Linked DNA regions of Homo sapiens: region 2 is linked to region 1. A link is an interaction called in ENCODE POLR2A ChIA-PET data of the cell type or tissue named here. Cell type or tissue: PC-9. All regions are shown on one strand. Each heading gives the region's core, and the rest is flanking DNA. Links, peaks and the distances in the headings are about the cores only. Region 1 has its middle 35 kb from the start of MEIS3. Region 2 overlaps ZNF541 (zinc finger protein 541).

Region 1 (2,911 bases), core at 135-2,634:
AGAGAATACGATAAACAACGTGCCACACAGAAATTCACTCATTTGAAATGGAAAAAATTATTGAAAGACACTAGCTACCCAAAGCTCATTCAGGAAGAAATAGATAACCGGAACAACTCTATTAAGGAAATGTAATTCATAGTTAACAAAGAGAACAGGCTCAGATGGGCTCCCTGGTGACGTCTACCAAACATGGAAATGATACTCGCCCACACCCACTTGGCCACAGCATAGGGGAGGACGCCTCCTGACTGATGTTATGAGGTCAGCATTATCCTGCTGCTAAAAGCAGGCTATGACAATGCAAGAAAAGAAAACTCTAAGCCTTATGAACATAGACAAAAACCCTAAATAGGAGTTCAGCACATCATATTTAGCAATATATAAATACAGTACATCATGGCCAACTGGGGCTTATTCTAGGAATGGAAGGTTGATTTAACATTTGAAAATCAATCTGATTCACCATATTAGAAACAGAAAAAAAAAAAAAGGTTGGGCATGGTGGTTCATGCCTGTAATTCCAGCACTTTGGGAGGCCGATAAGGGTGGATCAGTTGAGTCCAGGAGTTCCAGACTGGGATGGGGAACATAGCAAGACCCTGTCTCTATTAAAAAACACAAAAATTAGCCAGGTGTGGTGGTGCACGCCTATAGTCCCAGCTGCTCGGGAGGCTGAGGTGGGAAGATCACTTGGTGTCAGAAGGCAGACATTGCAGTGAGCTGAGATTGTGCCACTGCACTCCAGCCTGGGCAACAGAGCAAGACCCCATCTCAAAGAAAAAAAGTATATAAACCCCTAGTCTTAGTCAGGGAGATGGATTTGAGAGTCATTTCCCATCTCCTTGGCTGCACATCTCATTAAAGCCTTCTTCTTGGCAATACTCGCTTTAGTGATTGGCTTTCTGTGCGACCAGCAGCAGGACCTGGACTGAACCCCTGATTTTTGGTAACAGATTCCATTCAACAGTTTTTTTTTTTTTTTTTTTTTTTTTTTTTTTTTTTTTTTTTTTGAGGCAGGGTCTCGTTCTGTTGCCCGGGCTGGAGTGCAGTGGTGCAATCTCAGCTTACTGCAGCCTCCACCTCCTGGGCTCAAGTGATCCTCCCAAATCAGTCTCCCAAGTACCTGGGATTACAGGCATGTGCCACCATGCCCAGCTAATTTTTGGGTGTGAATAGGTTTTTTTGTTTGTTTTTTGTAGAGAGTTTCACCATGATGCCCAGGTTGGTCTGGAACCATGGGCTTCCTTTCTTTCCAAGGAAGAAGGCTTTAATCAGATGCGTGGCTGAGGAGATGGGAAATCAGTCTCAAATCCGTCTCCCTAACTAAAACTAGGGGTTTATATACTTTTTTTCTTTGAGATGGGGTCTTGCTCTGTTGCCCAGGCTGGAGTGCAGTGGCACAATCTCAGCTCACTGCAATGTCTGCCTTCTGACACCAAGTGATCTTCCCACCTCAGCCTCCCGAGTAGCTGGGACTATAAGCGTGCACCACCACACCTGGCTAAATTTTGTGTTTGGTGATCTGCCCACCTCAGCTTCCCAAAATGCTGAGATTACAGGTGTGAGCCACTGCACCCGGCTCATTCAACAGTATTTATTTAATTTATTTATTTTTGAGGCGGAGTTTCGCTCTTGTTGCTGAGGCTGGAGTGCAATGGCTCAATCTCGGCTCACTGCAACCTCCGCCTCCCGGGTTCAAGTGGTTCTCCTGCCTCAGCCTCCCAAGTACCTGGGATTACAGGCGAGTGTCACCACACCCAGCTAATTTTGTATTTTTAGTAGAGACGGGGGTTTCTCTATGTTGGTCAGGCTGGTCTCGAACTCCCGACCTCAGGTGATCTGCCCGCCTCAGCCTCCTAAAAATGTTGAGATTACAGGCATGAGCCACCACGCTCAGCCTCAACAGTCTTTTAAAATGTTCCTCTTGAAGGCTAACATGCACAAATTATAAGTAAACAGCTTGGTGAATTTTCCCAGATGAAACATACCTGTGCCAGCAGCACCCAGATAAAAAAATAAAACACCAGCAGCCCTCCACCCGCTGCAGCCCAGCTCCTCCGTCTCCCAGGAGTGTCCAATATTCTTTTTTTTTGAGATGGAGTTTTGCTCTTGTCGCCCAGGCTGGAGTGCAACGGTGCAATCTCGGCTCCCTGCAACCTCTGCTTCTGGGATTCAAGCAATTCTCCTGCCTCAGCCTTCCGAGTATGTGGGATTACAGGCACCCGCCACCATGCCCAGCTAATTTTGCATTTTTAGTAGAGACGGGTTTTCACCATGTTGGCCAAGTTGGTCTTGAACTACTGACCTCAGGTGATCCTCCCGCCTCAGCCTCCCAAAGTGCTGGGATTACAGGCGTGAGCCACTGCACCCGGCCGTGACCAACATTCTTAATCTGTCCTCTAGTGCTGGCCACTCTAAAACTTCACAAGAATGTGCTGTCTGTGTCTAGCTTCTTTTACCCAACATGAGGTTGCATGGGCTTGGTTCATTCATTCTGTTCCATGAATTCATCACAATATATCCATTCTTTTGTCCAGGGACATTTGGCTTCCAGAAACCTACCCCTAACACCAGCCCTTCCCTCCCTCTGCAGAACAAAGGCCCCATCAGAGGGGACGTGCTGGGTGTCAGCGTCAGCTTCTGGGAGGAGGAAGGTCAGAGCTAAGGCCTGAAGGATGATGAGGTATCAGGTGGGTGGAGGGGAGACGCTCAGGAGGTGGGAAAGGCGGAGGTGCACAGGCTTGGTTCCAGGTACAAATAACGTTACTAGGAGCACACAGTACCTGGATTTTGATGAATACATTGTACATTTCTGTCCTGTATGTATCCAGGGTTATAGGACGTGATTATAGGACACGCATATATGTTTGGTTTTAGTGGACTCTTAAAAATTGTTTTCCAGGGGCCG
Region 2 (2,911 bases), core at 281-2,780, 170 kb after region 1:
TCTTCAAATATCTGAAGGGCCAGTGTATACAGGAGACAGCAGACTGCTTCTGTCTTGCTCTAAGTACAGTGGTGCGATCACAGCTCATTGCAGTCTCTAAGTCCTGGGCTCAAGTGATCCTCCCACCTCAGCCTACTGAGTAGCTGGGACTACACGGGCCACCACCACTCCCAGCTGATTTTTAAATTGTTATTTGTTGTAGAGCTAGGCTTGGTGAATGAAAATTAAAGGGAAGCTGACCTCACACCACTGGAAACATAGGGTTTGGCCTTGCTCACTGCTGTGTTCTCAGATGCGAGAGTTCCCATTCTGGCACTCACAGGCACTCAATAACTGTATGTTAGATGAAGGAATAATAAAAGATTTTTCTACTTTTTAGATTGACCTGAAAGGTGGATTAGACTGTCTTTTTTTTTTTAATTTTTTTTTTTTTTGAGACTGAGTCTTACTCTGTTGCCCAGGCTAGAGGGCAGTGGCGCAATCTCGGCTCACTGCAACCTCTGCCTCCCAGGTTCAAGCCTCAGCCTCTGCAGTAGCTGGGACTACAGGTACCTGCCACCATGTCCAACTAACTTTTGTATTTTTAGTAGAGATGGGGTTTCACCATGTTGGCCAGGCTGGTCTCGAACTTCTGGCCTCAGGTGATCCACCCACCTCAGCCTCCCAAAGTGCTGGGATTACAGGTGTGAGCCACCGCGCCCAGCCTGCCTTTTTAACTTCTTATTTCTTATTATTTTCTTGATAGAGATGGGGTCTCACTATGTTGTCCAGGCTAGAGTGCAGGGGTTATTCACAGACGCAATCATAGCTCACCGCAGCCTTGAACTCCTGGGCGTGAGCAGTCCTTCTGACTCAGCCTCCCAAGCAGGTGAGACTACACGTGCACACCACCATGCCCAGCTAATTTTTATTTTTATTTCTTGAGACAGGGTCTTATTCTGTCACCCAGGCTACAGTACAGTGGTGCGATCACAGCTCATTGCAGTCTCTAAGTCCTGGTCTCAAGTGATCCTCCCACCTCAGCCTATTGAGTAGCACGGGCCACCACCACCCCAGCTGATTTTTAAATTGTTATTTGTTGTAGAGATGGGGTCTCACTATGTTGCCCAGGTTAGTCTCAATCTCCTGGACTCAAGCAATCCTCCTGACTTGGCCTCCCAAAGTGCTGGGATTACAGGCGTGAACCATACATAGCACCTGGCTTAAACTGCCTTATGAGATGGCAAGTTTGTTTGTTTGTTGAGATGGAGTCTCACTCAGTCACCCACGCTGGAGTGCAATGGCGCCATCTTGGCTCACTGCAACCTCTGCCTCCTGGGTTCAAGTGATTCTCCTGCGTCAGCCTCCTGAGTGGCTGAGATTAGAGGCGCCTGCCACCATGCCAGGCTAATTCTTATATTTTTAGTAGAGACGGGGTTTTGCCATGTTGGCCAGGCTAGTCTCAAACTTCTGGCCTCAAGCGATCCTCCCACCTCAGCCTCCCAAAGTGCTGGGATTACAAAGTGCATGAGCCACTGTGCCCAGCCAAGATGGCAAGTTTGGAAATAATAATTTATCAGGGATACTATGGAGATGGGATCCAAGAATTCAATGGGCCAGGGCATGGGAAGAGCAGGAGGTTGCTCTAAAGGATCCAATCGTGCAAATTCTCTGTGGCTCATGAGATGCAGTGTGACAGACACAGCAGAAGGGAAACTGGGCTGGGAGTCTTGAGGCCTAGACTCTCCTCCCAATCCTGCCTGTGGCCATTTGTCATGGAACTTGCTTGGCCTTTGTCTTTGTCCTCTGAGAAATTACTATAATGAGTAGTCAAATAACTCCAACAGTTTCAACAAGGAAAAACCGGGCTCCCTCAGGCAAAAGTCCTTAGCCTTACTCAGTCACTTAAAAATGCCTATTAAAATCGAGACCATCCTGGCTAACATGGTGAAACCCCGTCTCTACTAAAAATACAAAAAATTAGCTGGGGGCAGTGGCGGGCGCCTGTGGTCCCAGCTACTAGGGAGGCTGAGGCAGGAGAATGGCATGAACCCGGGAGGCGGAGCTTGCAGTGAGCCGAGATCGCACCACTGCACTCTAGCCTGGGCGATAGAGCGAGACTCCATCTCAAAAAAAAAAAAAAAAAAAAAAAAAAAAAGCCTATTAAAGCAACTATAAAACTAGAAAACAAAACGTTTTTAAAAATTGGCAAGGAGGCCGGGCACGGTGGCTTATGCCTGTAATCCCAGCACTTTGGGAGGCCGAGGAGGGTGGATCATGAGGTCAGGAGTTTGAGACCAGTCTGGCCAAGATGGTGAAACCCCGTCTCTACTAAAAATACAAAAATTAGCTGGGCGTGGTGGGGGACACCTGTAATCCCAGCTACTCGGGAGGCTGAGGCAGGAGAATCGCCTGAACCCGGGAGGTGGAGGTTGCAGTGAGCCAAGATTGCACCATTACACTCTAACCTGGTGACAGAGAAAGACTCCGTCTCAAAAAAATAAATAAATAAATAAAAATTGGCAAGGACACTGAAAAACAGGCAAACAGAGGAACTAGCCTGGGAAGTCACTTGATCTTCTTAGAAACCAGTGTTATAAGGGCTCTACAGTTTTTTAACATTTATTTATTTATTTATTTGTTGAGATGGAGTCTCACTCTGTTGCCCAGCCTGGAGTGCAGTAGCATGATCTCAGCTCACTGTAACCTCCATCTCCCAGATTCAAGCAGTTCTCCTGCCTCAGCCTCCCGAGTAGCTGGGATTACAGGCACCCACCACCATGCCAGGCTAATTCTTTTTTTTTTTTTTTTTTTGAGACGGAGTCTTGCTCTGTTGCCAGGCTGGAGTGCTGTGGTGCAATCTCGGCTCACTGCAACCTCCGACTCCCTGGTTCAAGCGATTTTCCTGCCTCAGCCTCCCAAGTAGCTGGGA

What was found. ChIA-PET counts read pairs that join two places held together with the same protein. Peaks named below come from ENCODE experiments on the same cell type or tissue, not always from the same donor. Only the 100,000 strongest peaks of a DNase experiment are listed, where the experiment ranks them.
Region 2: POLR2A ChIA-PET joins it to region 1 with 5 read pairs; 2 of 35 experiments call an interaction of 5 or more read pairs at or near these places.

What each region holds. Positions count from the first base shown.
Region 1 is chr19:47,383,356-47,386,266 of GRCh38, forward strand. No RefSeq gene overlaps it. Among named protein-coding and RNA genes, the nearest start is that of MEIS3, 35 kb to the right of the region's middle. In PC-9, for the core only: no CTCF peak of the experiment used is centred there; no DNase peak of the experiment used is centred there.
Region 2 is chr19:47,550,635-47,553,545 of GRCh38, forward strand. The region is part of intron 3 of ZNF541 (zinc finger protein 541); the gene reads right to left. Among named protein-coding and RNA genes, the nearest start is that of ZNF541, 21 kb to the right of the region's middle. In PC-9, for the core only: no CTCF peak of the experiment used is centred there; a DNase peak (open chromatin) is centred at 1,827.